Regions from separate parts of the Homo sapiens genome. Here region 2 is linked to region 1. Evidence: chromatin loops called from intact Hi-C (ENCODE). Cell type or tissue: endothelial cell of umbilical vein. All regions are shown on one strand. Each heading gives the region's core, and the rest is flanking DNA. Links, peaks and the distances in the headings are about the cores only.

Region 1 (16,042 bases), core at 4,639-12,638:
AGACCTGCCTCCATTTTTTTTTCTTTGAAGAAATTAGATGGTGTTTTATGCTAGCAAGGTCACTTCTCTCAGAGATGTCTAAATCTAAAAGAATGTGATATAATGGGAAAAGAAAGGTATTCATGCTTTTCTCAGTCTTCCACAGGCTTAGAAAGTTTCATAGAGGAATAATGTTTTTCAGTTTGACCATAAAAGAAGGTAGAATTTTTCTCATTCTTTTTCTCTAGGAATAATAAATAAAATAAAAGAGATGGGAGAGATAGGTACTGAACAAATCATAAAGTTAATGTACCTTTTACATAAGGAGTTTGAAATCAACCTAAAAGTAACAGAGATCTAAGACATAGACGGACAATATCAAATAAGAGAATTGGGTTACAGGGAGCTCATTCAGAAAATGAGGAAGAGAATAGGTTGGGTAGAATCAAAAGGGCTGAGGGAGCAAATGGGTAAAGTCTTTATCAAATGGATAATCAAGCTTTAAGGTTTCTGGCTTACAACAATGGTGCTGTCATTCCTGGACAAAGAATATTAAAGAACAGGATTTCATTGGGAATATTAATTGAAAATATAATTTGTTACACTTGAAGCAAATAGATTAAACTATTAGGCTTTTAGTTCTAAGTTATTTGTTCGCTAAGTGATAGCAAGAAAGAACTGCTACAACTCTAGTCAATTATGTACTAACTTAAACTGTTATCTCAGTGTTATGGTGCTCTACTTCATCTCTATTTCCAGACTATAAGGGCATATTTTCTACTTATTTTATCTCCCTTCTTAGTATTTAGTACAATGCTACTCACAGAGTACACACACTAATTCTGAATTCTATGAAGTTAAGACATCTTTCTATAGAGTCATCACCATTCTCAACTTTCTCTGCAGCTAAAATAAATTTAAAACATTATGATAATGTTTTATTAAACAGTTCATCAAAGTCAATAAAAAATCTTTAACATTTAAGTTATATGCTAACCTGGAGAGCACGTTTCATTTTGCGATATAACTTCAGACTCATCTTTTTCACCCGAAATATCCTCTTCATCAGAGAGGACCAGAAAGGCTTCTTTTGGCAAACTCTCACTACTTTCTTGTTTAGATGGTGAACCAAAAGAACTTTCCATTTTCTCTTCCAAATCTGGATTTGTCTCATCGATTGGAAGGAGAGATGTTTTAGAAAAGCAAGTAAGTTCATCCTCAGAAGGTGCAAGCTTTTCCAAAATAGGAATGATTTCATCTGTCTCCATAGAGTCTGTATTTTCTAAGATATTCTCACTTTTGTTATCTTCAATAACATTTTCATTAATCGTTTCTACAAGATCTGCAGAAGTTTCATCTTCATTCTTTTCACCTTGGTCAATTTCCATACTGCTAGATATAGCATCTTCTCCAAGAGCAAGCTCTGTGATAATATCTTCCTCTACCTTCTTTTCATTTTCAGGAGGTCGATCTGAACAAATAGTTGTATCATCTGTTTCTAGAGTTTCTTCATTAGCATCAATATTATTATCAGCTTTATTTTTCTCATCCAATGAGTCTTTACTCTGAATTTGCTCTAATTTTTCATCAGCTCCATTTTTTTCAAGAAAATCATCATCTTTATTGCTACTTGGTTCTATATTGTCAATTTCAGGAACTGGTTCACAAACTGGTACAGACTTTGGTTCAAAGGTACGATCAAAGGTTGATTCAGAAGTCAGCTCATCAGAGGCCAGTTCACCAGTGGCCAGATCATCAGAGGCCAGTTCACTAGAGGATAGATCACCAGAGGCCAGATCATCAGAGGCTGGATCAGTGGAAGCTGGTGCTCCAGAAGCCAGATCAACAGAAGTTATTTCACTAGAGGCTATATCATCAGCGGCACAATCACCAGAAATGGGTTCAACAGGGACCGGTTCACCTGGGATGGGATCACTAGAGGTGGGATCACCAGAGGAGAGATCATCAGCAGTGGCATCACCAGAGGTGGCATCACCAGGGGACACATCACCAGAAGGGGCATCACCAGAGGTTGCATCACCAGAGGCAGCATCACTAGAGGAGGGCTCGCTAGAGGTGGGATCACCAGAGGTGGAATCACCAGAGGCCAGTACTCCGGAGGCTGGATCTCCGGCATCCAGATCACCAGGGGCTGGATCACCAGAAACTGGTTCAGCAGGCAGTTTAGAGACTGGTTCTGGAGTTATATTATGGGGAGACAAAGGTTCACAATTTAAATCATCATCCTGCTTGTTTTTTACATTAACACTTAGGATACAGGGTGTTTCCTTCCATTCTGCTTTACTTCCTTCAGGATCAAAACAAATCTCTTCAATGCCATTCACCTCTTCCTTGTCTTTAATGTAATCCATGTTTTCCAAAGGTGAGGTTGGGTCCAAATCTCCATTTTCATGGTTGCCATTTAACAGCTTGACATCAGTTTTCAACAGTTCTTCTTTGACCTTGTACACTGCTTCAAGTTGCTGACGATCACTCACTCTCATCGTTTTTCGAGCCTTAAAGACTTTTTTCTGAGGTTCTTCTAAACTGTCCATTCTGAATCTTTAAGAAAAAAGAGAAAGAGAGTTTAATAACTGAAACAGAAGCCACCTAATTGTAGACTTAATACAAATTGATCTTAGAAGAGATGCAAGCAGCACATTTCATGTAATGTTTAAGACATAGAAAACCTACTGCTTGTTGTATACTAATTATCATATTTACTGCATCTGTGTAATACAAAATCAAAAATGGCCATAGTCTACTAGAAAATCAACTAGAAAGTATTAGGGGGAAAAGGGACAAGTTTTTTTTTCCAATATGGAATTCACAGAGTATGGAGATGTTTAAGCAAAAAAAAGGTAGATAAAGTAAAAAAAAAAAAAAAAAAAAAAAAGTACCTGAAGAAAATGAGAAAGAAAAATAAAAGTGTAAGAACAACAGTAGGGAAATAACAGGTATAGAGATAAAGGAAAAAGGAGGAAGAATTAAGAAACATGTAAGGAAAGATTACATTTGCAACCAAGCATACTTAGATTGGCAGAACTATAAACATATTAACAAAAGATTACCATCAAGAAAGAAAATTCACAACAATGGGAGAAAATATTTGCAAATCATATGCCTGATAAGACTTTTATCTCGAATCTAGAATTTCATATCTAGAATACAGAATATATATTTATATAGAATACAGACTTTTATATCTAGAATATCTAAGAACTGCTATAATTCAATAATAAATCACCCAATTTAAAAATGGTCAAAGGACTTGAACAGACATTTCCAGAAAGAGACCCCTAAGCCAAAAGTCCATAAGCAATAAACATCATGAGACATCAGGGAAACGCAAGTCAAAACCACAATGAAATAACACTGCACACACGACAGGACGGCTACAATCAACGAGAATAATGAGTGTTGGCAAGGATGTGAAAAAACTGGAACTTTCATACAATGATAGTGGGATTGCAAATAGGTGCAGCTGCTTTGGAAAACAGGCAGTTCCACAATATGTGAAGTACAGAGTTGTCATATGACCCAGTGATTCCATTCCATTCATTTCCCAAGAGAAATGAAAACATATGTCCACACAAAAACTTGTACACAAATGCTCTATAGAGGCACTACTCATAATGGCCCAAAACTGGAAACAACCTAAATGTTCCATAACTGATGAATGGATAAATAAAATGTGCCATACCCCTACAACAGAATATCATTCAACCACAAAGGGGAATGAAGTACTGAACATGCTACTACATGCATAAACCTTAAAAATATGCTGAGTGAGAGAAGCCAGTCACAAAAGGCCACATACTGAATGATTCAATTTATATGAAATGTCCAGAGTAGGCAAATCTAGAGACAGAAAGTAAATCAGTGACTACCTAGGGTTGGAAGATTCTGGAGAAAATGAGGAGTAGCTGCTAAAGGGTACAGGATTTCTTTACAGGGTTATGAAAATGTTCTAACATTGATTATGGTGATGATTATACAGCTCTGTGAATATACTAAAAATAACTGAATTGTACTTTAAGTGGGTGAATAGTAGATATGTGGTTTTATCTCAGTAATGCCACTACAAAAAAATTTCAAAATAAATACAAAGGTTGTGTGTGTGTGTGTGTGTGTGTGTGTGTGTGTGTGTGTGTGTGTATTCTCTTTTTTTGGTAAGTTGTGCTACAGTTTTATCAATTCTATTCACTTATTAAAGTATGAACCTTTACTTGGCTGATATTTCTTGGTTTTATATCTGCTTTCTTGTTTTAATTATTTACTCTAATATTTATTATCTCTTTTCACTTACTTTTTCTTGGAAAGAGCTTAACATGTCATCCTTTTCCTTGAGATTCAAGCTTAAGTGTTATTTTCAATCTTTCTTCTTTTGTAATGTGTGCATATAAAGCTATAAATTTCCCTCTAAGAGCTGCTTTAGTTGCATCTCACATTTTAATGTGTCATTTACATTATTCTGTTAAAATATTTTCTAATTTCCATCATGATTTCTTCTTTCATCTATGACTTATTTAGAAGTAGGTTTCTTAAAAAGGTAATGAATTCTGACCAAGTGAAGCTCGCTTAGAAAAATACAAGGCTGATTTCACATTCAAAAATCAAGCAGTGTTGACCATGAACAAGCCATGATGCATTCTGACTTTATTTCATGCCCAGCAGAGTGTACAATTACGAGTTTTGCCTAAACTGAATGTCTGGTACCAGGATGTTACTGACTGAATTGTGCAGCATCCCACACCCCACATCCCCAGAAAGATATTAGTCTTAAGCCCCAGTACCTCAGAATGTGACCTTATTCGGATAGGGCCTTTACAGTGGTAATCAAGGTAATATAAGGGTACTAAAGTGAGCCCTAATCCAATACAATTGGTGTCCTTATAAAAAGGGGAAAATCTGGACACAGACAGACATGCACACTGGGAGAATGCCATGTGACAATTGAAGTTATGGTACCACAAGCCAAGCAACTACCAGAAGCTAGGAGAGAGGCCTGGAACAGATCCTTCCCTCAGCACCCTCAGAGGGAGAATGGCAATGACAACACCGTGATTTCAAATGTGTTGCCTCCAGAACTCTGAGACGATAAACTTCTGTTAAGCAAAAAAGAAAACCACAAAACAAATCAAGCTATTTAATTCACCACATAAACAGAACAGAGGGACAAAATCAACAAAGGATTACCTCAACAAATACAGAATATTCATTTGACAAAATTCAAGACTGATGCATAATTACAACTTGCCAGAAACTAAGAATACAAGGAAACTTACTCAAATCTGATAAAGGTTATCTACCAAGAAAACTAGAGATATCATGTCTGATATTGAAATAGGATCAGAAGAAAACAAGGATGTTTCCTGTAACCATTTCCTTGTTAACATCTGGCCAGTGCAATAAAGGCAAACAAAAGAGCACAAGGATGTGGTTCTGAAGAAAAACAATGTCATCAATCAATAGTAGAATAAAACAAAATTGCTTTAAGGACTAAGATGTACAGGAGGCAGGAATACTGTTTTCACATTGGATAGTCACTTACCATTACCATCACCAGTAGGAATGATATGGTAGAATACATTTGCTTTGGCCTGAGAAAGAAAGAAAAGCAGCCCCTGATGCCTGGAAACTTAACTGATACTCACAGTTAGGGCTCAATGTTGTTAATGGATCTGATGCTTACAGTTAAGCCATGCTGTTCTCTGGTTGGACATAAAACCAACTCAGAGAACATTCAAGTCAGACAAGGTCACTGTGCAACCCACAAAATTCCAAACATCCCCCCTCACTAAATGAGTGATGGCTATTTCTTTATTTTTTTTTTCTTTTTGAGACGGAGTCTCGCTCTGTCGCCCAGGCTGGAGTGCAGTGGCGTGATCTCGGCTCACCGCAAGCTCCACCTCCTGGGTGCATGCCATTCTCCTACCTCAGCCTTCCGAGTAGCTGGGACCACAGGCGCCCGCCACCACGCCCGGCTAATTTTTTGTATTTTTAGTAGAGATGAGGTTTTACCGTGTTAGCCAGGATGGTCTTGATCTTCTGACCTCGTGATCCACCTGCCTCGGCCTCCCAAAGTGCTGGGATTACAGGTGTGAGCCACCACACCAGGCCAACTTCTTTATCAATTACAGCTTTATCTTGTAATAGTCTGTCCTCCCTATATAGATAAAATTTATTGAGATACCCAAGAATAGAAGTGCCCCCACTTTCTGATGTCACCCAATCCACGATAAGGATCTACTTCCTTAATCTCTCCCCAAAATAACCCAACCTATACTATACTCAAATCCTATACTAGGTTTTTTCTAACATCCTCTTACTGATTGATGTGCCTTACAGTTTCCCCATAGTGAACATTATTTCCTCCCTGCAGCAAATAGTAAACCTAACTTTTTCAATTACAAAGGTGTTCCTGCTGGTCTTTGGCTGAAGCGCATAAAATAATAAGCCTAGCCTACTTGCTGGAAGCCAATTCAGCTTGAGATTCTAGCACTTTGTCAGAGAATTTCTAGACTGTGATACATTCTGTATTCATTCTCTCACTTTAAGCCAATTACTTAGAACATATTTCTTATTCTAGCCATTTTATTTAAATTATATAACTAAATCAACTATTTAGAAAAATTACTCTTCATTTAAACAGAAACCTTAATACAAAATGTATATATAATAATACAAAACCTTAATACAAAATTATACAAAATTTGTATAATATAATACAAAACATTATGTTAAGGGTTTTTAATTACAGACTAAAATTTCACACCTTCAAGGTTTTTCCCTTCCCATCATTACAAAGTTTTGCTAACTGCAAAATTTTCTGCAAAAGATACAGATACAATGCATTGTATTTTGCTGTCACTTTTCCTTACTAATTCCAAAACTACAAAATAATTAAGTTTATAATATAAGTAGTATAGTTACCCTTTAAGTATTTCAAAATACTGAAAGGCCATTCTTTTGAACTTTAGCCTCATAATATCCGCATTTCTCAGATATTAGATGGACAGCTGGTAGTTATTACCAATTGCATTAAAAGTATTCCTTTTAAAAAATTCATAACTTTTAATAACCCAATTAAGAACATGAACTCTTACATTAAAAGTAAGCATTCCTTTAAAAAAATTCATCACTTTTAATAACCCAATTAAGAACATGAACTCTGTAGACTGTAGACAGATTCACAGATTTGAATTCCAACTCTCCCAGGAAACCTACTGTGTGAGACTGGGCAAATTACCTAACATCAATTTCTTAGTTTTGGTTACCTTAAAAAGGGACTAATACCAACACCTGTCACAAAGGTTGCCATGAGAACTAAATGAGATTCTATACATTAAGCACTTGGAATGTAGTAAGAACTCAATAAATGGTATAACCATCACCATCTATATATTCAGGATAACGTTTTTAGGAATAAACTAAATATTCAGGATAATGTTTTTAGGAATAAACTAAAGAGTCTAAGACAAATTCCTCTTTGGTATTTTTTATATAAATTAGAAAATCCAACATGTAAACCTCACAGTTAATATTAAATTGCCACCACCAAATAATATTTAATAAAAATATATAATTCAAGAAAAGTTGATTTTATCAATAAAATTGTCATTAACTTCAGTAATAATAAAGCACTCTAAAAAGAATTATAGAATAACTACCATCCATACCCACAAGGGAGCACACTACAGCCATTTACCAGATCTTATGGGTTCTAAATATAATAAAAAACAGACAAAGCAATAAGGAAGTAACACGAACAATTAGTTCAAACTAGTTCAGCCATATCTGTACAAACCAATCAGCAGTCTGCTTTTAGAAATGTATTTTGCATTAGCGAAGCATATTTGAGAAAGATACACATTAGAGAAGGGTGTGTTACCTGCAAACAAGTTTCCATGGCTGTAATACCAGTGCAAAACACTTCCAAGGATCATTTTAGTACTGTCGCCTAGAACTAAGATGCCATTCATAAAACTATTCTATAAAATAAATGTTAGTATTTTAGGTGGCAACTCAAATCAGAAAGCTTTCACATGACTGTAATTCATTTTCACAGAAAAAAGCATTGGTATTTTACGGCAGAAGATGTCTGCCATGTCTAAAAGTAACTGCAAAACATGATGAACTAGTTTCTCCTGAAAGTATTTTTTTCATGAGGATGAGAGTCAAAATAATGTTTTTTAAGTCTCTGTATATTCAAGAACTCTGGGAAAATAATATCACTAATAAAACCTTTTTCTATAGAAATTTATATTTAAATAACCAGAGAAGGGTATGTTACCTGCAAATAAGTCTCTCTGGCTTGGAAATTTTTTTTTCAAATTTTTGGTAAATTATTTTTAAAATATTTTTAAGGAAAGCCCAACGAGCTTCTTCTTTAAATGAAAACATTACTCTCTTCTCTGCTTCATCCCCCTCCACCCACTTCTTTCTAGCAAGAGATCATAGCAATGAAACAACAAAGGGAAGCTGTTATGTCTTAGCCTACAATCTGCCTGCTCAAAAAGCTCAAGAATTTAAATGGCTGTTCAAGAGCTGCTCACAAACTCAGCCAATCAGCAGCCAGCATTCTGATTCCTGCCCAGCAACAGGAGACAGACAATAAGGTCAGAAAAACATAGTTAAACAAAAACTGTATCTGCAATACTTAAGTGTGGTTCTTTGTTTGAAATAAGTAATCTAGAACACAGTTTACATAAAACCCTAAATCCACGTAACACGCATTAAATATACCACACACATAAATGGATAAGATTTACATCTTTTATGCTATTTGCTTTAATAAATATCCATGAACATTTCAAGAAATATACATTAATATAAATTAATTTCCTACCTGAGGAATAAGTCAAACATGGACAATATACGTAAGAACATATTTTTCTATACAATGCAAAATTCAAATGTAAATTTCTTTTTAAAAATTCCATAGACCATACATATAAAATATATAAATCTAGCAAAACCTTAAATCCAGACAAGTAAAAAAAAAATCTTCATACCCATCTACCACTATTGTTACAGATTTCCGATTCCAAAAATTAATAGTATTCTGGACCCAAAGGATTACTAGGGATAGTATTATGAAGTGTTGTGCTGTCTACTGCACTGAACTGACTTAGTTTAATTCATCTAATGAAATCTAAATGTCTGATTCTGGACAACCTATATTAAGTGGTATAAGTACAATTACTACATCCTTTTCTCCTTAACTGCCTTTCGCAGCAAGTTACAAAAGGTTATATGAGATATCCTTTCAAAGCTTTATTATAAAACAAATGTGTGGATTACAAAGTAAATATTCATGAAAATTAAAGACATTTTTATTATATTACACCATTCTATAGTTCTTTAAATATAGGATTATAAAATAAAAATGGAAAATTTGTTATCAGAATTTTTTTCTCAAATTCACTACTTATTAGGTGTTCTTAATAACCAAGTTTTAAAAATAAACCTCATTTCCCCCCTTCCTTACAGATGAACCTTGTAATTTTTCAAACATACCCAAGAGGGAGCTTGCTGCAGCCATACTCTTAGTTTATATAATCTCCCCACAGGAAAAATATATCAACAGCTGCTTCAATGTTTCAGTCCTGTGAGAGAACTGAAATTCACTGTCTGATTGGCTCAAAGCCGAAATAGTCTAAAACCAATCAGACATCAGTGTCACAAACCTTGCCCAGCAACAAGGGAAGAAGATGAGGGCAAGAGCTCTATTAAAAATGCAAAGGATGTGAAAATCAAGGTGAACAATGAAATGGAAACATTAGGAATATAACTCTAGATGCTCTGTTTGAAAAACAGGTCATGGTAGGGTTTCTTTGATTAAATAAACTAGGGTCTGTACTGCTTTCCAAGAACAGACTTAACTAAGTACCACGATTGTTGGGTCAAAAAGCATATACAACACATAGACAAAACAAATGCTGTATTAATTCAAAGTAATGAATATCTGATGAAGTATACTTCAAAATAAAACTAAAGCAAAAGCTTAGAAAACATCAAGCAAAACCTTTTAAGTGGACATGGCATTTCTATCTTTGACAAAGGCATTCCAATTATATTCATGCTGTTGCCTGAGAGTACAACATTTTTCTGAATAAAAATTTCATTCATTTTTCTACTGAAAATAATTTTAATTTGAGTTTATTTTCATTAAATGGCTGAATTAAATATTAAATAATCACTTTATGCTGATAATTTCTAACCTCTTTAGAAATGCAACTCTGCTATTAGATTCTTTAAGAATCCCATTCTCAGTTGAAAACTGTATGATTTTATTTTACACTTCTAAATTTTGCTTGAGAATTTGCAATACTCTAAAAATAAAATCATAAAGAATAGTGGGTTGCACAAAAGATGCTAATAATCTGCTTTACTGCTTACTGCCCATTAAATAGACTACTGAATCTGTTCACTCACTTTGATACTTATCTGCTCAAATTTAGTATAAAGATTTTGAAATTTTTATTTTAAATACCATGTCCATCAGTATTTGTGGGAGACTGGTCCCAGGACTCCCTACAGATAACAAAATCTGACAATGTTCAAGTCCCTTATATAAAGTAGTGTAGTATTTGCATATAACCTATGCACATATTGCTGTATACTTTAAATTATCTTTAAATTACCTATAATACCCAGTATAACATAAAGGCTATGTAAACAGATGTTACACTGTTGCATTGTCAGCTACGGTTCTCTTAACTGGTATAAAATAACTGTCACTAGCTATCCTGCCATCTTAAAAAAAAAAAAAAACAGTAAGTGGTGAAATCTGTTTATCAAATACTCATAAACTCAGTTGAGTAAGTTATCAAGTGATCATAATATTTGACACTTTCACAAATTAACCCCTCTGCCTGTCACCGACCAAAATGTGGAATGCAATATCCCCAAACTAAATTGTAAAAAATAACCAACCACAAAGGAAACTGGGAGTTTGCTTTACCAACAATTCCCTAGACAAGGTTACCAACAATTCCCCAGACAAGGCAGGAGTAAATCATGTCCTTAAAAGTTTGGTTACATCAAAGCCAGAACTGTCACTACAATCTAACTTCTTGTTGCATTCAGTGCTATGTTTTCAGAAATTTTGGAATGGTCCACATGATAAAAACATAAGATACCTTAAAATTACTTCTCCAAGTCAATTTTTGGGATCATTGTGTTACATGGGCAAAATAAAATTAAATGACCTGATCCAACAAATGCCATTTTAGAATACATAGAGCAAATTACACCCCCTTAGAAAATTGGCCAATTTTCCATCAAGGCCCTACTCACTAGCTTGCCAAACTCTACTATCCCTATGCAGATAAGGAGTGAAGTTACAGAAGGTCTTGTATTTATCTCCACAGGCATTTAAGAAATCATTTGTCCAGAGCTGGGCGCAGTGGCACATACTTGTAATCTCAGCTACTTGGGAGGCTGAGGCAGTGGACTGCTTGAGCCTAAAGGGTAGAGACCAACCTGGGCAGCACAGCAAGACCAGGTCTCATTAAAAAAATAAATAAATAACCAGCAGTAGAAATCATTTGTCCAAACGTACTTTTCACATTTTGCTTGGGTGAAGTAAAACACCCAGAATGAGGTATGAGGAGCTGAAAGATGTAAATCCTTCAAATGCCTGGAAATAACTCTTACTTTTCTTATTAACCCAACCTAAAGAGAAAAGCTGGACAGCTAACTTTCTGTGTCAGTCACCTTTTACTAGATGATAATGCAGCAACAACAATAAAATTTCACTGGCTAATAACTGTATACTTTTTCATTATTCTAGGACACCAGGCTGAAGGAACAGCACCCCCTCACCCCATCTAGGCCTTGTGGCAGAGGTAAAAGACCAATATGACAGAGATATACAGTATACAATAGCTTTTAGCTAGGGTGTCCAAACTTTTGGCTTCTCTAGGCCACAATGAAAGAACTGTCTTGGGTCACACATAAAATACGTTAACGATAGCAGATGAGCTGAAAAACAAAATTTCATAATGTTTTAAGAAAGTTTACAAATTTGTGTTTGGCTACATTCAAAACAGCCCTGGGCTCTATGCAGCCTGTGGGCCCTCGGCAGGACAAGCTTATTTTAAAGCTTTTGCTTAGACATGGTGTACATTACTTTCATTCACATTCCATTGGCTAAAACCAAATTAAGTCACTAAGGGCATGGGAAGTAAAAAACCTCCCAAGGGGAAACACCTCATGTCACATGGCAAAAGGTAGGGACATATAATCCTCTTGCTGTAAAGAAGTATAATTATAAAATATCATGCAAACTATCACACTTTAAAATACACATATTCTAAAAAGCTTGGCATAACAAAAAGACTTCTGAACTAACAAAACTAGGTTCTATTCCATGTTCTAACATTAGTATACAACCACCATAGAATAAATCAATTTAACTCTCTGGAGTTCAGTTTCCTCAACTGTAAAACTGAAGAAGTTAGGGCAGATGCTTGCTAAGTTCCATTCTAGCTCAAGTTTTAGCTATACTGACACATATAATTTTTTATTATGAAATAAAAATAAAGTGCCCTGTACAACACAACAGCTTACTCCTTCTTCTCCATTCTTGACTCCTAAATGCAAAGATAAGCATAATCTTGAATTTGATGTTTATTATTCCCAACCATGCCTTATAAATTCTGCCTTTTATTAACACCTTGAAAAAAAACCCTTTTATTACACACCTTGAAAGGAGAAAAAGAAACTGATGCTTATCGAGGAATAATATATGTGAGTCACTATAACAAAACATATCCTTTTCTCATTAGTTTATGTGATAATTTATATTAATTTCAACTTTACATATGATGTGAATTAATAAATCAATAATTATATTACTATCAATAATTACACAAATAGTAATTTTAACTTGGTAAGGTAAAGCAGACACCCAATTCAGTACCAAGTTGTTTTCTTCAGCACAGGAACCCTTCTTATGCATTTCATCATTTAAGTTTTGGTACCATTTTAATAGAATGTTCAGCAATTGTCTTCTTTATCTCTTTGAAAATGGAGATGCCATTTAAGATCACTGGTAATACCTATCTACTCAGTAAATGAGACCTGAGAGTAGACTCCCTCCCCAATTTCACCAGCCTGCTGACTGCTTCATGTATTAGCTACAAGAGTATTACCAGCAGCTTTCTAAGTATTAAATTATCTCATCCTTAATTTAACATAGCAATTAAGAGCAGAATTCACTCAACCAACTAAGAATAGAAGAGGATTTCCTCAACCTGATAAAGGGCACCAAGGAAAAACCCACAGCTATCATACTTAATGGTCAAAGACTGAAATCTTTCACCCTAAGATCAGAACAAAAGATATCTGCCCTCACCATTTCTAGTCAGCATTGAACTAGAAGTTCTAGCCAGGAGAATTAGGCAAGAAAATGAAATAAAAGTCAAACAACTTTTTGTTTGTTTTTTGAGACATGGTCCCTCTCTGTCACCCAGGCTGCAGTGCACTGGCACAATCTCAGATCACTGTAGCCTCCGCCTCCTGGGTTCAAGTGATTCTCATGCCTCAGCCTCCTGAGTAGCTAGAATTACAGGTGTGAACCACCAAGCCTGGCTAATTTTTGTATTTTTAGTAGAGACGGGGTTTCACCATGTTGGCCAGGCTGGTCTCAAACTGCCAAGCTCAGGTGATCCACCTGCCTCGGCCACCCAAAGTGCTGGGATTACAGGCATGAGCCACCACACCCAGCCACAAGTCATACAACTTAAAAAAAAAAGAAAGAACTATTTTTATTTACAGATAACAAAATCTTGTATATAGAAAATAGTAAGAAATCAACTAAAAATTTATTAGAATAAGAGTTTAACAAAGTTCACTATAATAAGATTAACATATAAAAATCTATTGCATTTCTATACCCTTGAAACAAATGATCCAAAAATAAAACAATCTCATTTAGAGTAATATCAAAAATTAATTTTGCCAAAGAAGTACAAAACTTAATATTCTGAAAACTATAAAATACTATTGAATAAATTAAAGACATAAATAAATAAAAGACGTTCCATACTCATGAATCAAAAGACTCAAATCCTTAAGATGTCAACACTCTTCAAATTAAGCTACAGGTTCAAAACAATCTCTATCAAAATCCTAGCTATTTTCTTTGCAGACACTGGTAAGCTGATCCTAAAATTAATATGAAAATGCAAGGGTCCCAGAACAACCAAAACAATCTTGAAGAAGAAAAATAAACTTGGAGAACTCATACTTTGCATTTTTAAAAGTTATTACAAAGCTACAATAACCTAGACAGTGTGATACTACCAGTAAAATGACAGGTATATCCTTAGGATATATTTTGGAACAGAAATAAACCCTCACTTTTACAGTAAATTGTCTTAGACAAGGGTTACAAGACCATTCAATGGGGAAAGAATAGTATTTTGAACAAAGAGTGTTGGAAAAACTGGATAGCCACATGCAAAAGAATGAAGTTGGAGTCCTATTTCTTGCCTTATACAAAAATTAATTCCTATAAATGAAAGACCTAAATTTAAGAGCTAAAACTAAAATCTTAGAAGGAAACAAAGACATAAAATCTTCATAAATTTGGAACAGGCAATGGTTTCTTAGATATGACCCAAAGAGAAGAAGCAATAAAAGAAGAAGGAAAAAAAAAAAGTTTAACTGAACTTCATCAAAATTAAAACTGTTCGTGCTGCAAAGGAAACCACTAAGAAAGTGAAAAGACAATTCACACAATGGACGAAAATACTTGCAAACCATATACCCAATACGAGACTTGTATCTTGAATATATAAAAACTGTTACAATTCAATAATAAAACACCAAATAACTCCATTTTAAAATGAGCAAAGGACTTAACAGGCATTTCCACAAAAAGGCTTTTTTTTTTCTTTTTCTGTTTTTTTTAAAATTATTATTATACTTTAAGTTCTGGGGTACATGTGCAGAATGTGCAGTTTTGTTACATAGGTATACAAGTGCCATGGTGGTTTGCTGCACCCGTCAACCCGTCACCTACATTAGGTTTTTCTCCTAATGCTATGGCTTTTATAAGCCAATAGTTCATAGGCAGTAAACATCATTAGTCATCAGCAAAATGCAAGTCAAAACCACAATGAGATAACATCTCACACACACCAGGACAGCTATAATCAACAAGAATAATGAGTATTGGCAATGATATGGATAAATTGGAACCTTCAAACAATGCTGGTGGGATTGCAAAAAGGTGCAGCTGCTTTGGAAAACAGGCAGTTCCACAATATGTGAAACACAGAGTTGCCATATGATCCAGCAATTCCATTCCTAGGTATATACCCAAGAGAAATGAAAACATATGTCCACACAAAAACTTGTACACAAATGCTTTATAGAAGCACTACGCATAATGGCCCAAAACTGGAAACAACCTAAATGCCCTGTGACTAATGAATGGATAAATAAAATGTGGTATATCCATACAATAGAGTATCATTCAGCCATAAACGGAATGAAGTACTGTACATGCTACTACATGCATTAACTTTGAAAACATGCTGAGTGAAAGAAGCCAGTCACGAAAGGCCACATAGTGAATGATTCCATTTACGGTATTCCCCCTTATCCATAGAAGATACATTCCCAAACACCCACTGAATGCCTGAAACTGGATAGTACTGAACCTTATATATACTATGTTTTTTCCTATACATACATACATACATACATTTAACTTATAAATTAGGAACAGTAAGAGATTGACAATAACTAATAATAAAATAGAACAATTATAACAATATACTGTTCGTTTCACAGAAGTATAAGATAGTTCTTACTATAGATCTTAGAAACCTCAGCATATGATTCTTTCTTTCCTTTATTAAGTCAAAAATTTTAATCTTTTCACTTAAAGGAAGCACTTTACAGCTTCTCTTTGGCATATCCAAATTGCCAGCATCACTACTCTTGCACGTTGAAGCTGTTACTAAATAAAATAAGGGTGACTTTAAGACAAACATTGTGATACCAGCACAGATCTAATAACCCAGACATCTCCTAAATGACT
Region 2 (16,042 bases), core at 4,683-12,682, 230 kb after region 1:
CCCTCTGTTGTCCAGGCTGGTCTCGAACTCCTGAGCTCAAGTAATCCTCCTGCCTTGACCTCTCACAGTTCTGGGATTACAGCAGAAATTCTTAACTGAATTGGAGATATACATTTTCGTTGGCTTATTGTCTATTAGACTGCTAAAATTCAGCACACTACTCCATTCCTGGGCACCAAAAGTAAGCAAATCTCTGCTCCTCTTCCTTTATTTTTGATCCAGATGGGTGGCACTACTGTCCATCTTAAACTGCTCACACCTGAAATCTGAAGCCTTCTTAGATGACTTTTCCTTGCTTGGCCCTCCGCATTCAGGAAAATTGATTTTACTTCCTAGACACGCCTTCAGTCTGCCTCTCCTTTACATTGCCACAGCCACTGCCTTGGATCAGCCCTCCACCTTCATTTCCGGTACTGATGCAATGGCCTCCTGATTGTTCTCCTACTTCTGGGCTCACTCTCTGCTCTTCGCCCTCCACACCAGTGTCTGGGCGATCTATTTATAAAGTAACCCTCGACAGCGTCATTCCTCTGCAATACTCATGGCCTCGAGGAAAAAAAGTCCGAGCTCTCAAGTGTGGTGGGCAGCGTACTTCATGGTCTGACTCTACCTGTTCTTCGGACTCTGTTCCTTCCTGAATTTCCTGGGGCAGGCTTTCTTAGGCACCTGGAATGTCACATCTCTGCCTGTGCCTGAAATACCCTTCTCTCGTCTGCCTAGGCGCTGTCTCTATTCTAAAGGCCCTCTTTTATTTGGAGCTTCTCCCTCTTCTACTCCCATCTTCACCCCCCAGCTGAGTTAAGTGCTTCTTTCTTTCTGTACCATAATCGCTTGACATCTCAGCAGCACTGCCAGTCACGCCATTTTATACCGCTCTATTTTCTTGTTCAAGATCATGTGGACTTTTTATGCGCATAAGTTTTACTTTAACACTTACAAATGGCTTTCCCAACGCTATTTCCTTTGATCTTCATGGTACTCCTTTTGTCCTTGAATTGTGTATAAAACCCTAAAAACTAACAACAACAACAACAACAACAACAACGAGTCTGAAACAAAGTTTATACGTTAACACTTTATTTGGAGTGGAATTCCAGGGCAGCAAGAGTGAAGGAAGAAGGAAGGAGGGAATTCAAGCAGGGAGGGAGGGTAGGCAAACATAAGGTGGCATCTTTCTTATCCTGCAGATCACTATTTCACAAAGACACAGCCAAGCCCATCATACAAGGCATCTCCTGAGAGGCTGCATAGATCCATTGAGACCCAGAACAGACCATTAGGTTTGGAAAGGTGGAAAAGTAAGTGATTTATTCGTCAGTGGCTTCTTATTTTGTGCTTTTCATTGGACAAAATTTAACGATTTTTTTTTCTCTTTCTTTATTTCTTGCTTTTTAAAAATTTTCAGAGCAGAAGAACTTGACCATCTAATTATTTTTAAATTTCCCAGACCTCCAGGGTGTTATTTGCCTCCCCACCCGCCCCCGTCGCCCACTTTTCCCCGGCAGCTGCTGGGGAAGCCAACAGCTGGGTCCGGTCGGGTAGAACTTGGGCGCCTAAGCAGCCAAGGCTCCTGCTGGGGCAGAAACAACGCAGCTGTGTGGAAGCTCAGCGAGTGGCATGAGGAGAGGAAGCAACTGCAGTGGCAGGGGGCTGTCACTTTGGCAAGCTGCCAAGAGGCCAGGGCAGGTTGGATCAAGCAATTCTTTTTCTCTAATTGAGATTTTATTGGTTGTGTTGGGGATCAGTACGTACACAGACATTTCACAATTTTGCACACAATTTGTACACAATTTTGTACCAAAAATCTAAAAAGCCATGTATTGTAAGCGTTAAAAACAGATATTCTCATGACTTTGCCGCTTGAAATTTGAAGGCCAAATTTCCTTAAGATATCAAATGCCAGTGTCTTCAAATGTGGATAACCTGTTACGTAAGTACCATCAATGAACAATTTTATATCATAGACACTACGTACTGAAATTTTCAATCTTTCACAGCACATTAACAAAGTTCCTAGGAAAACAGGACCACCACAACCAAAGATGCTACAGAGCACACGTGGTTTTGACAGGGAGAGCCACCATCAAGGAGTAGTTGTCTTTTTTTATTGAGACAGAGTCTTGCCCTGTCACCCAGGCTGGAGTGCAGTGGTGCAATCTCAGCTCACTACTATCTCCACATCCCAGGTTCAAGCAATTTTCCCGCCTCAGCCTCCCAAGTAGCTGGGATTACAGGTGGGTGCCACCACACCTGGCTAATTTTTTGTATTTTTAGTAGAGATGGGGTTTTGCCATGTTGGCCAGGCTGGTCTCGAACTCCTGACTTCAGATGATCCACCCGCCTCAGCCTCCCAAAATGCTGGGGTTACAGGTGTGAACCACTGCACCTGGCCCAAGGAGTGGTTTTCTTAGGAAACAATTCTACTAAAAAACAACACGGGAATAGGATTAAAAATGTTCAAGACATTAAGTGCGGGACTGTGACTCCATATTGCCATGTAGTATGCTTTCTATTATAGGATATAAAAACTATCCCCCATTTGTGGAATATGAAGCCGACACCCAAGACAGTCAAAGTCTCCTGTAATCCAGTATTCCACATTATTTGCTGGTTGTACCAAAAATAAATAACTAGCAAATAATTTCATCTCTGAAATAAAAGCATTCACACTTAAAAAAAATGAGATGAAGAGGGATTCCCTCCTTCTTAAAAATGTTTCTAGAGGCTGGGCACGGTGGCTCGCATCTGTAATCCCAGCACGTTGGGAGGCTGAGGTGGGTGGATAACCTGAGGTCAGGGGTTCCAGACTAGCTAGGCCAACATGGTGAAACCCCATCTCTACTAAAAATACAAAAAAAATTAGCCAGGCGTGGTGGCGGGCACCTGTGATCCCAGCTACTCGTGAGGCTGAAGTAGGAGAATTGCTTGAACCTGGGAGGCCCAGGTTGCAGTGAGCCCAGAATGTGCCAATGCACTCCAGCCTGGGTAATAGAATGAGACTCTGTCTTAAAAAAAGAATATAAAAAAAAGAAAAAAAGAAGTTTCTAGAGCTACTAAAACACTTGGCATTTACAAAATAGTTGATAAAAAATATTCGTCTGGATTGTATAGGAAGGGAGACAGGGACTGTGGCTAAGACAGGGCATATGATACTAATCAGACTTGGCTTCTTTGTCTCCAGGTTCATCAGAGGCTGGACTGTCCCCATTTTCAGTTTCTCCATTTTCTGTAGGTAAATCTTCTTGAGTTTCCTGGTTAGCCATTTTGGCCTGTTTTCCCTTTCCTCTTCTTTTTCCCCTTTGTTTGCCTTTTTTGGTCTGAAGGTTTATCCTTTCCCACTGCCTTTTTTGTTTTCGTTTTTACTGTTGCAGGAGCAGGTTTATCTGACAACCTCACCCATCTCCTCTTGGGATCTTCCTTCACTGTGTCTTGGGCTGAGTTGCCCTCCTCTCGGGTATCTTGATGGTGAGGAGGCCACTGCTACTCCTCTTACAGCTCGAACTGCTGAGACCTGCAGCCAGGGCAGTGGGAGAACCTGATGGGACCTGGGTCAAGCCAATACGATACAGCACATACACGGTCAAATTCATCAATGATGTTAGAAAAACCCAGTTTTCCTCATATTGCTGATGAGGGAACTGAAACTAGAGAAACAAATTAACTTGTCCAAAGTCACACAACCATTATGATTGAGTTAGAATGTATTTCAAAGTACTTTTCCCTATATATTTTACAATGTTTTGCACTGAACAAATGTATGTCTGAAGTTTCTATTTTTTTCTCTCCTTCCTCAAACACTAATGACATTTTTTGTTTTTAACTTTTATTTTATAAAGTTCAGAGATACACGTGCAGGTTTGTTATATAGGTAAATTGTGTGTCATGGGAGTTTAGTGTACAGATTATTTCATCACCCAGGTAGTAAGCATAGTCCCCGATTGGTAGTTTTTTGATCCTCACCCTCCTCCCTCCCTCCAAACTCAAGCAGGCCCCAGTGTCTATTGTTCCTATATTATTATGTCTATGTCTGTTGACATGAAGTCCACTCAATGTGAGAACATACAGTATTTGGTTTTCTGTTCCTGTGTTAGTTTGCTTAGGATAATGGTCTCCAGCTTCATCCATGTTGCTGCAAAGGACATGATCTTGTTCCTTTTTATGGCTGTGTAGTATTCTATGGTATATACATACCACATTTTCTTTATCCAGTCTTCCACTGATGGGCATTTAAGTTGATTCCATGCGTTTGTTATTGTGAATAGTGCTATGATGAACATACACGTGCATGTGCCTTTATGGCAGAACAATTTATATTCCTTTGGGCATATACCCCATAATGGGATTGCTGGGTCAAATAGTAATTCTGCTTTGAGTTCTTTGAGAAATCTCAAAACTGCTTTCCATAATGGCTGAACTAATTTACATTCCTACTAGCAGTGTATAAGCATTCCCTTTTTTTCACAACCTTGCCAACATCTGTTATTTTTTTGACTTTTTAATAATAGCCATCTGACTGGTATGAGATGGTATCTTATTGTGGTTTTGATTTGCATTTCTCTTTTGACTAGTGATACTGAGCATTTTTTCATATGCTCTTTGGCCATGTATATGTCTTCCTTTTTTTTTTTTTTTTTTTTTTGGAGACAAGAGTCTTGCTCTGTTCCCGGGGTGGAATGCAGTGATGTGATCACAGCTCCCTGCAGTTTCTACCTCCTGGGCTCAAGCTATCCTCCTGCCTCCAGAGTAGCTGGGACCACAGGTATGCATCGCTACACCTGGCTAATTTTTTATTTTTAGGAGAGACGAAGTCACGATGTTGCACAGGCTGGTCTCAAAGTCCTGGGCTCAAGTGATCCTCCCACCTTTTGGTCTCCCAAAGTGCTGGGATTACAGATGTGAGCCACTGTGCCCGGCTGTATGTCTTCTTTTGAAAAGTGTTTGTTCATGTCCTTTGCCAACTTTTTAATGGACAAATGGTTGTTAATTTGTTTAAATTACTTATAGATTCTGGATATTACTCCTTTGTTGGATACACAGTTTGCAATATTTTCTCCCATTCTGTAGGTTGTTTACTCTGCTAATAGTTTCTTTTGCTGTGCAGAAGCTTTTTAGTTTAATTAGGTCCCATTTGTCCATTTTTATTTCTGTTGCAATTGCTTTTAGTGTCTTAATGATGAAATCTTTGCTAAGTCCTATGTTCAGAATGGTACTTCCTAGGTTCTCTTCCAGGGTTTTTATAGTTTCAGATTTTACATCTAAGTCTTTAAACCATCTTGAACTGATTTTTGTATATGGTTAAAAGAAGGGGTCCAGTTTCACTCTTCTGCATATGGCTAGCTGGTTATCCCAGCACCATTTATTGAATAGGAAGTCCTTTCCCCATTGCTTGTTTTTGTCAACTTTGTCTAAGATCAGATGATTGTAGGTGTGCAGCTTTATTTCTGGGCTCTTTATTCTGTTCCATTGGTCTATGTGTCTGTTTTTGTACCAGTACCATGCTGTTTTGGTTACTGTAGGCTAAATACTGATGACTTTTGATTTAGCCAGCCAATTAACAGTCCAGCCCTTTCTGTCTGGACTGGTCTTTTCCTTTCCAAAACTCTTATTTGTATCCCAACTTCCTGAACTCCATTTTTTTTTTTTTTTTTTTTCTGCAAAGAGCACTGGCGGGCAGTTTAAAGTAGGGCAAGTTCCTTCAGACTATAGGTTATCCCTGCCTAGGATGCATAGGAAACAGCTGCAGGTTCAGGCAATTATGATAAAGCCAGAGATACTAAGTTCTGGACTTCTTAGTGGCCTATTTGATTGGTAATTATCTAGTCTACAAGTCCTCAGGTCCAGGTAGGACAAAAAGGACACTATTACTTTATCTTGATTGGCTCTCTAGACACGGTTACCTTTTACATAGAAGGGAGGCTCTATCAGAGGAAAGTTGGAGATGGGACAAATCTCAGGTGAACCCTATTCTAATTGAGTGCACTAGCTCCATTAATCAGCAACAGCTGAGCAAGACCAGCATCCCTTGAACCTATTATCTTTGCGGCTGCCTTCCCTTTGTTTCTCACATTCACGAAGACCCTGCTGCTTGTGTTTGTGTGTAGATAGAAAGGGGATCTCTTGGGGCAGCTATGTCTTCCTCTACGGACAAGCGTGATACATATGGAAATTCCAAGTGGTGGTACCTGTGAAGAAGCGGACAATTCTGGAACCCTGGTGTTTGTGGCAAAGAAAGAAAGGAAGCAAGGAGAACCAGCCACCCTGAAAGGAGGTAGCAATGGTTAGCTTTATCCAGGGTTTCCTGATGTCACTCTACCTTCTTCATTTTTTTGTCTCATTTCTTCTTTCCCCCAAAGTAACAGTGCTAAATGTAAAATACTGTTGCATTGAACCAGGTCTCCTTCTAAGCCCGGGAGAGCTGGAACCTTCCTCCATTTTATTATGTATGTTTTTCTTTCTTACTTCCTCTTACTTCAGGCCAGAAAGCCTATATACTGCCAGGAATAAAACAATGAAAGCCAGTCTTTGCTGCTGGCTCTATGCATGTGGCCAAATGATTATTGGCAAGAGCACTGTTAGGATGCTAGCAGGGGATTCTGAAGGTGTCTGCTAATAACATATTCTCACGGGATGATTTAGGGAGGCTGCAGGAATACAAGGCTCTTTCTGGTGTGAAAAGCAATTCCACTCTCCTTGGGGGCTGTCTGACCTTGTCCCTTTTTCCTCTCACCCGAGACTGCCCTGTGGTCCCACCCAGTGTTTTCATAAAGAAACACTTTTAGATAATAACACACAGAAATTACCTGCTTGGCCAGTTAACATATCTGGGTGCCAGAAAGCCACCATGGAAGGGGCAGGCATTCTGTGGGACTCCCCTGCTTTTTAAAAGCTGAGTTCAATCTCTGTTCTATCTTCCAACAGTGTCTGGTGGAATCGTTTGAAACTTTCAAAATAAGTTGATAGGAATTTTATGTCTATTGAATCTAATAAAAAAACTTGAGCTTGTATTCCTTTTTTTCCCTCATTTTCTTCTTCTATTGACTCATTTTTAGTGTATTTTATTAGGGAATCAGGGGTAATTGGAAAAGAACAACAAAAAAATCTGTTCCACGGGCGTTTTGAGAAGCAGAGCCCCTAAGTCATGCTGGTGCCCAACTTCTCTTACCCATATTGGCGCAGGGATACCCTCTGCAGATGTCTCCTCCCAGAGTCCCAAAAAAGGAATGGAGCAATTTCCCTGCAGTCCCCGGTGTTCCCCCTCAGCCTGTCCGCCTTACTTCCGGGAAACTGGGAACCCGTTGTGGGACCACCTCCTGTCTTCCTCTTTCTTCCTGTCCTACAATCCCCTTCATCAGGAGAGGGCGGATGTTTCTTTAACTTCCAATCTATCTACTATAGTCCATCGGGACTAGCTCTTGATACACTTAATGTGAGTTAAAAATGTAGAGAATCCTTTCTCTCTCAATTGTGTCTGTTATCTAGTTTATTGTTATGCTACGCCATCTCTTGAATGTTATAAGTTGAATAATAACTCCTGCTCTTCTCATTCCTTCTTTCACAGTCTCAATCCAATCTGCACCTCCTTCTCTCCCACGATACTTTAGGTTTTGACAAAGATTCTTTGCTTGGCCAAAGTTTAGTCAGGCTTCCAAATCTTCTGCTCAGCCCATCTATGCACTTTCTTGCAACATCCAGTTTTAGCAAAGAACACTACTAAGTCAGTTTAGCCAGAACCCCTCATCCTCAGTATCTGATCATCCTGGATATCTGATCAGAATTTTCCTCTCCCACGTCCCCAACGCGATGCCTGTTCACCCTGGCCTGTCTTCAGCAAGAATCCTGTTGTGTTGGTTTAGCCAGAATCCCCCTCACCCCTGATGTTTCCTCTTAGTAATTTTCCATCCACTGACCTCCACCCTGCTCGTTGGCATCAATTATGATTTCCACCTGCTTGTGCTGTATTCAGAGTTGCCCCAGTCTCTCCCTGACTGCAAGACCCCATTGCCCTGGTCCCTGTAGCTATCGTGATGGTTCTGAATGACGTTTTCCTTGCCATGCTTTAACTAGTATCACTGAATAAGTTTTCCTTAACAGTTAATTAGGGAGAAGGTCGCATAATGTAGTTTTTCAAAATACTATCTTCCCTTGCACAGCCTCGTGTATTGAGTTATGCTAACAGCACCACTTCTGCCACGGATCCCACACCACACCCTAATAACGTGTAGAGCTGTAAATATATGGCATAATCATTTCTGTTGCATCACTTGTACTGAGCACAAGGCAGGCTCATTCTCACCCTTCAAGTCTCAGCCTAAATGCTGCCTCCCCAGAGATGCCCTTCTTGATGAGTGTCCTCTTCTAGTTAGTTTCTATCTCATCATTCTGGTTTTTTTTTAAATAACTTTATCACAATGTTTTATGCCGCTTGTTTACTTACTAATTGTGTCTCCCATAGAAATGTAAGATCCATGAGGCCAGGATCTTTTATTTATTTTTTATATATTTTTTGAGACAGTGTCTCACTGTGTTGCCCAGGCTGGAGTGCAGTGGTGTGAACATGGCTTACTGCAGCCTTGACCTGTGCTCAAGCAAGCCTCCTACCTCAGCCTCCTGAGTAGCTAGAACGAAGACAGGTACATGCCATGACACCTGGCTAATTTATTTATTTTTAATTTTTTTGTAGAGATGAGGTCTCGCTATGTTGCCCAGGCTGGTCTCGAATTCCTGGACTCAATCATTCCTCCTGCCTTGGCTTCCCAAAATGGGATTACAAGCGTGAACCACTGCTCCCGTGTTTATGTTTTCAGTTTTAATTTTAATTTGTTGGGAGGCCAAGGCAGGTGGATCACTTGAGCCCAGGGGTTTGAGACCAGCCTGGGCAACATGGTGAAACCCTGTCTTTACAAAAAATACACACATTAGCTGGGTGTGGTGGTGGGCACCTGTAGCACCATCTGCTTGGGAGGCTGAGGTGGAGGTGGAAGGAACACCTGAGCCTGGGAAGTTGAGGCTGCCAAGAGCTGTGATTGTGCCACTGCATTCCAGCCTGGGTGACAGAGTAAGACCCCGTCTCTAAATAAATACATATTTTTTTTTAGAGACAGAGTTATGCTCTGTCACCCAGGCTGGAGTGCAGTGGCACAATCATAGCTTGCTACAGCCTTGAACTCCTGGGCTCAAGTGATCTTCCCGCCTCAGCATCCCAAAGTACTGGGATTACAGGCATGAGCCACTGCAGCTGGCCCTTTTATTTTTATTTATTATTGTATCTCCAATTCCTAGCATAGAGCCTGGTGCACAGCAGGTGATTGTAAATCTTTATTGAGAAAGTGAAAAGGTACTAGAGAGCTCCCTCTTGTGGATGCTTAGGCTGCGAATCCCTTTTGAGGCATGCATGGAATTGCAACGTTACTCCTGCCCATGGCTTTTTGTATTTGAAACATCTGGAGTCCTGTAAAGGTGATTGCATTTTGCTATTCAGGAAGGGTCGCTAATTTCAGCTTAAGATGTTCAAGTTTCATAAAAAGAAAAGATGATAGGTGATGGAGCTCCCCCAGGAGAATTCAGAGAGCGAACCTGAGAGAAGATAGGGGAAGAGAAAATGGTCACGACTCAGACAGAGGTCCTACTGTCTCTATTATGTCAGTTGCCTAATTTGAGGCACACTTTTGTGGCCCAGGAGGTGTCCAGGCAAGCGAGCAAGGGAAATGATTGTTGTAAATGACCATTATGCCAGTGCCCGGGGCAGTGGCTGAAGTGGAGGACCCAGTGGGTGCCACATTTTAGGGTAAAGTGGCCCAGGCAGGCTGCCACTCTCTGCACCGCATGCCACTTTATGGTTGAAGCTAAAGATGACACCTGCTCTTTCCCTGGGGTATTTTGTGAGTCAGAGACTGAAGCCAGCACAGCTGCTCCTCTGCAGGGCATTGTCATTCCCTGCTGCAGCCCCATATCTGGGAGCAGCCCTGGTCTCCCCCTTCTCTCTTCCCTTCCACATTTGTCAATAGCCAATTGATTTAATCTTCCAACTCTCTCTTGATTATGGTTTGCTTTTCTCCTTCTCCTTTGCTGGAGACCAAGCTGGCATCTTTTTTGCCTAATTGATTGCAAGAATCTCCTGAGAGTTTATTCCAAATCAGACTTGATGGCTTCTATTTTACTTTTTAGTATGATCTCAATCAGGTCCGTCTCCAGATTAAATTAACAGATCCTCTGTTGTTTCATTGATCAAAGATCTCCGTCTTTCTCCTTCCTTAAGCCTTATCTTATTACTTATATTTTCTTCCCTCCTCTCAATTCTTAAGATTTTCCCCTATTTTTCCAGTTTCTAGAACTTATAATGCTTTTTTTTTTCTTTTTTTAAAAATAGTGCTTTTGCACCATAGTTTCATTTTGTCCAGCACACGATTAATTTATGTATACTGGCCTACTATTCTGAGAGCCTGTAAAGCTCACTTTTATTTCTATTAGCTTTAAAAGATTCCATAGTAATTTCCATAGAGATACTCATGTTGTCTGCAAATGAAGACAGGTTTACTTCTTTCTTTCCAAAGTGTCTGCATGTACTTCTTTTTCTTTTTATCTTTTTTTTGAGAGAGTCTCACTCTTTCGCCCAGGCTGGAGTGCAGTGGCACAATCTCAGCTCATGGCAACCTCTGCCTCCTGGGTTCAAGCAATTCTCCTGTCTCAGTCTCCTGAGAAGCTGGGACCACAGGCATGCACACCCGGCTAACTTTTGTGTTTTTAGTAGAGACGGGGTTTCACTATGTTGGCCAGGTTGGTCTTGAACTCCTGACCTCAAGTGATCCGCCTAGGCCTCCCAAAGTGCTGGGATTATAGGTGTGAGCCACCATGCCCGGCCATGTACTTCTTTTTCTTGCCTTATTGCCCCAGCTAGAATCTCCAGTGGTGTTAAATAAGCGTGGGGAGCATGGATGTTCTTCCTGATCTTAGGGGGAAAGGATTCAGTCTTTCACCTTTAAGTGATGTTAGCATACTTTTTTTTATAGGTTTTCTTTTTCAGGTTGAGAAAACTTCATTCTATTTTTTTTAGCTTGTTGAAAATTTTTATCATGAAGGCATATTGAATTTTATGAAATACTTTTTCTGCAACTCTTAAGATAATCATATGATTTTACTTTTTACATGGACTGATTTCAAATATTGAGCAAATTCTCTATTCCAAGAGAAACTTTACTTGTTTATTCTTTTTATATGTTGCCAGATTTGATTTGTTAATATATTTTTAAGAATTTTAGCATCTGTGTTCATGAGAGATCATGATATGTACTTTTCTTGTAATATCTTGGTCTGGACTTGCTATTAATGTTGGCCTGATAAAATTAGCTGGAATTTCATCTTCTACTCTCTGTAAATGTGTGTAGAATTTGTATTATTTCTTATCCAAATGTTTCATAGCCTTCACCACTGAAACCGTCTGGGCCTAGACATTTTTCTATGGGAATGTTTGCAGCTATAAATTTAATATCTTTTGTATATGATATTCAAGTTATCTACCTTTTGAATGAGATTTGGCAGTTTTAGCTTTTAAAGGAATTTGTCCATTTCTTGTAGGTTATTAAATTTATTGGTATAAAGTTATTCATAATGTTTCTTTATTGTATCTCTAGGATCTATAGTGATGTCTCCCTCCTTCATTCCTTTTTTTTTTTTCTTAATATTTTTTAGAACAGGTTCTCGCTATATTGCCTGGGCAGGTCTCGAATGCCTGGGCTCAAGTTATCCTCCCACCCCTACCTCCCTAAGTGTTAGAATTACAGAGCCACTGCCCCCAGCCTCTTTTATTCTTGATCTTTGTTAAATTGTGTAATTCTTTTTGTCTCTTAAGTCTGGCTATAGAGGTCTACAGATTTTATTAAATTTGAAAAAACCTAGCTTTTGGTTTTGATTTTCTGTGTTGCTTTTCTGTTTTCTATTTTAATGATTTCTACACTTTTATTATTTCATTTCTTCTGTTTGCCTTGGGTTTAATTTGCTCTTCTTTTTCTAGTTTCTTACCATCAAAGTTTAGACCCTTCTTCTTTGTTCATGTAAGCATTTAACATGACATACCTTTCTCTCTAAGGACTGTTTCAGCTGTATCCTATAATTTTGAAATGTTGTTTTCATTTTTTTAAAATTCAAAATGTTTTCCAGTTTTTTTTTGTGACTTGTTCTTTGATTACTGAATTATTTAGAATTGTTAATTTCCAAAGATTTGGAGATTTTTTAGATGTCATTTTAATATTGATATTAGTTGAGTTGTGGTCAAAGAACATACTGTTTATGATTTAAATTCTACTACATTTATTGAAATTTGTTTTATAGCCCCAAATATAGTCCATCTTGGTGAATGTTTCATGTGTACTTGAAAGGAATGTGTTTTCTGCTGTTGTTGAGTGTTGTGTTCTATAGAAGGCAATAGGTCAGTTTGGTCAATGGTGTTGCTTAAGTCTTCTATATCTATTTCTGTGTACCTGTGCTACCACTTACTAAAAGAGGAACTTTGGGGCCGGGTGCATTGACTCACACCTGTAATCCCAGGACTTTGGGAGGCTGAGGCGGGCAGATCACGAGGTCAGGAGATCGAGACCATCCTGGCTAACAGTGAAACCCCGTCTCTCCTAAATACAAAAAATTAGCCAGGTGTGGTCGTGGGCGCCTGTAGTCCCAGCTACTCGGGAGGCTGAGACAGGAGAATGGCGTGAATCCGGAAGGTGGAGCTTGCAGTGAGCTGAGATCATGCCACTGCACTCCAGCCTGGGCGAGAGAGCAAGACTCTGTCCAAAACAAAACAAAACAAAACAAAACAAAACAAAACAAACAGGGCCTTTTTTTTTAAGGGCCTTTAAATCTCCAATATGTTTGTAGGTTTTTCTATTTCTCTCTCTTTTTTTTATTTTATTTTATTTTTTTTTTAACATATTATTTTTAATTGGCTTAAGTTAAAACACGATTTGTTAATTTTATTCACAGGTTTTGATTTAAAATCCAGCTATATCCAGTTTCTTTTTTTTTTTTTATTATACTCTAAGTTTTAGGGTACATGTGCACATTGTGCAGGTTAGTTACATATGTATACATGTGCCATGCTGGTGCGCTGCACCCACTAATGTGTCATCTAGCATTAGGTATATCTCCCAATGCTATCCCTCCCCCCTCCCCCGACCCCACCACAGTCCCCAGAGTGTGATATTCCCCTTCCTGTGTCCATGTGATCTCATTGTTCAATTCCCACCTATGAGTGAGAATATGCGGTGTTTGGTTTTTTGTTCTTGCGATAGTTTACTGAGAATGATGGTTTCCAATTTCATCCATGTCCCTACAAAGGATCTCTCTCTTTTTTAAATTATACTTTAAGTTCTGACTTACATGTGCAGAACGTGCAGTTTTGTTACATAGGTATACACGTGCCATGTGGTTTGCTGCACCCATCAACTCGTCACCTACATTAGGTATTTCTCCTAACGTTATCTCTCCCCTAGCCCCCCACCCTCCGATAGGCCACAGTGTGTGATGTTCCCCTCCCTGTGTCCATGTGTTCTCGTTATTCAACTCCCACTTATAAGTGAGAACACGCAGTGTTTGGTTTTCTGATCTTGTGATAGTTTGCTGAGAATGATGGTTTCCAGCTTCATCCATGTCCCTGCAAAGGACATGAACTCATCCTTTTTTAATGGCTGCATAGTGTTCCATGGTGTGTATGTGCCACATTTTCTTAATCCAGCCTATCATTGATGGATGTTTAGATTGGTTCCAAGTCTTTGCTATTGTGAATAGTGCTGCAGTAAACATATGTGTGCATGTGTCTTTATCATAGAATGATTTATAATCCTTTGGGTTTATGCCCAGTAATAGGATTGCTGGGTCAAATGGTATTTCTAGTTCTAGATCCTTGAGGAATCACCACACTGTCTTTCACAATGGTTGAACTAATTTACATTCTCACAAACAGTGTAAAAGCATTCCTATTTTTCCACAACCTCTCCATCATCTGTTGTTTCCTGACTTTTTAATGATTGCCATTCTAACTGACCTGAGATGGTATCTCATTGTGGTTTTGATTTGCATTTCTCTAATGACCAGTGATGATGAGCATTTTTTCACGTGTCTGTTGGCTGCATAAATGTCTTCTTTTGAGAAGTGTCTGTTCATATACTTTGCCCACTTTTGGATGGGGCTGTTTGTTTTTTTCTTGTAAATTTGTTTAAGTAAGTTCTTTGTAGATTCTGGATATTAGCCCTTTGTCAGATGGATAGATTGCAAAAATTTTCTCCCATTCTGTAGGTTGCCTATTCATTCTGATGATAGTTTCTTTTGCTGTGCAGAAGCTCTTTAGGTAGATCCTATTTGTGAATTTTGGCTTTTGTTGCCATTGCTTTCGGTGTTTTAAACGTGAAGTCTTTGTCCATGCCTGTGTCCTGAATGGTATTGCCTAGGTTTTCTTCTAGGATTTTTATGGTCCTAGGTCTTACGTTTAACTCTTTGATCCATCTTGAGTTGATTTTTGTATAAGGTGTAAGGAAGGGGTCCAGTTTCAGTTTTCTGCGTATGGCTAGCCAATTTTCCCAACACCATTTATTAAATAGGGAATCTTTTCTTCATTGCTTGTGTGTGTCAGGTTTCTCAAAGATCAGATAGTTGTAGATGTGTGGTGTTATTTCTGAGGACTCTGTTCTGTTCCATTGGTCTATATATCTGTTTTGGTACCAGTACCATGCTGTTTTGGTTACTGTGGCCTTGTAGTATAGTTTGAAGTCAGGTAGCGTGATGCCTCCAGCTTTGTTCTTCTTGCCTAGGATTGTCTTGGCTATGTGGGCTCTTTTTTGGTTCCATATGAAGTTTAAAGTAGTTTTTTCCAATTCTGTGAAGAAAGTCAGTGGTAGTTTGATGGGGATAGCGTGGAATCTATAAATTATTTTCGGCAGTATGGCCATTTTCACGGTGTTGATTCTTTCTATCCATGAGCATGGAATGTTTTTCCATTTGTTTGTATCCTCTCTTATTTCCTTGAGCAGTGCTTTGTAGTTCTCCTTGAAGAGGTCCTTCACATCCCTTGTAAGTTGCATTCCTAGGTATTTTATTCTCTTAGTAGCACTTGTGAATGGGAGTTCACTCATGATTTGGCTTTCTATTTAGGTTTCCTGTTTCTCTTATCAGTCAGGCTCTGTAATTAGGTAGATACATATTTAGAATAGTTATATATATATGTACACACACATATATATGCACCATAAAATTATATGGTCATAAAAATTATATGTATAATATATACATATATGTACATATATGTATATAGTGTATACATATATGTACATATATGTATACACTGTATATATGTACATATATGTATATAGTGTATACATATATGTACATATATGTATATGCAATATGTACATATATGTATATACAATATGTACATATATGTATATACAATATGTACATATATGTATATACTATATACATATATACTATATATACATATATACTATGTATATATACTATATACTATGTGTATATATAGTATACACATATATGTACATACATATATAGTCTACACATATATGTACATACATATATAGTATACACACACGGCATATGTACATATATAGTACATATAGTATACACACACATGGCATATGTACATATATAGTACATATAGTATACACACGCATGGCATATGTACATATATAGTACATATAGTATACACACGCATGACATGTACATATATAGTACATATAGTATACACACGCATGGCATATGTACATATATACTACATCCAGTATACACACGCATGGCATATGTACATATATAGTATAGTATACACACATATGGCATATGTACATACATGTATATATAGTAATATATAGTATATACACATATGGCATATGTACATATGTATATATAGTATATACACATATGGCATATGTACATATATGTACGTATGTAATATGTACACACAGCGTATGTACATATATGTACGTATGTAATATGTACACGTATAGTGTACGCACATATATGTACGTATGTAATATGTACACGTATA

What was found. Peaks named below come from ENCODE experiments on the same cell type or tissue, not always from the same donor. Only the 100,000 strongest peaks of a DNase experiment are listed, where the experiment ranks them.
Region 2: a loop joins it to region 1, with 21 times the contacts of the local background. A loop is called at or near these places in 8 of 110 quality-filtered maps.

The regions. Positions count from the first base shown.
Region 1 is chr12:14,410,408-14,426,449 of GRCh38, reverse strand. It overlaps ATF7IP (activating transcription factor 7 interacting protein), which reads right to left. Exons shown (of 15, transcript NM_018179.5): 2 at 977-2,541. The coding sequence starts at 2,534. Among named protein-coding and RNA genes, the nearest start is that of ATF7IP, 53 kb to the right of the region's middle. In endothelial cell of umbilical vein, for the core only: a CTCF peak has its summit at 7,723; DNase peaks (open chromatin) are centred at 5,389, 7,779, 8,559 and 9,619; H3K27ac peaks cover 3,300 bases.
Region 2 is chr12:14,179,402-14,195,443 of GRCh38, reverse strand. It overlaps the pseudogene HMGN1P23. Among named protein-coding and RNA genes, the nearest start is that of ATF7IP, 180 kb to the left of the region's middle. RefSeq lists an enhancer at 9,398-9,517. In endothelial cell of umbilical vein, for the core only: a CTCF peak has its summit at 9,355 (motif pointing left); no DNase peak of the experiment used is centred there.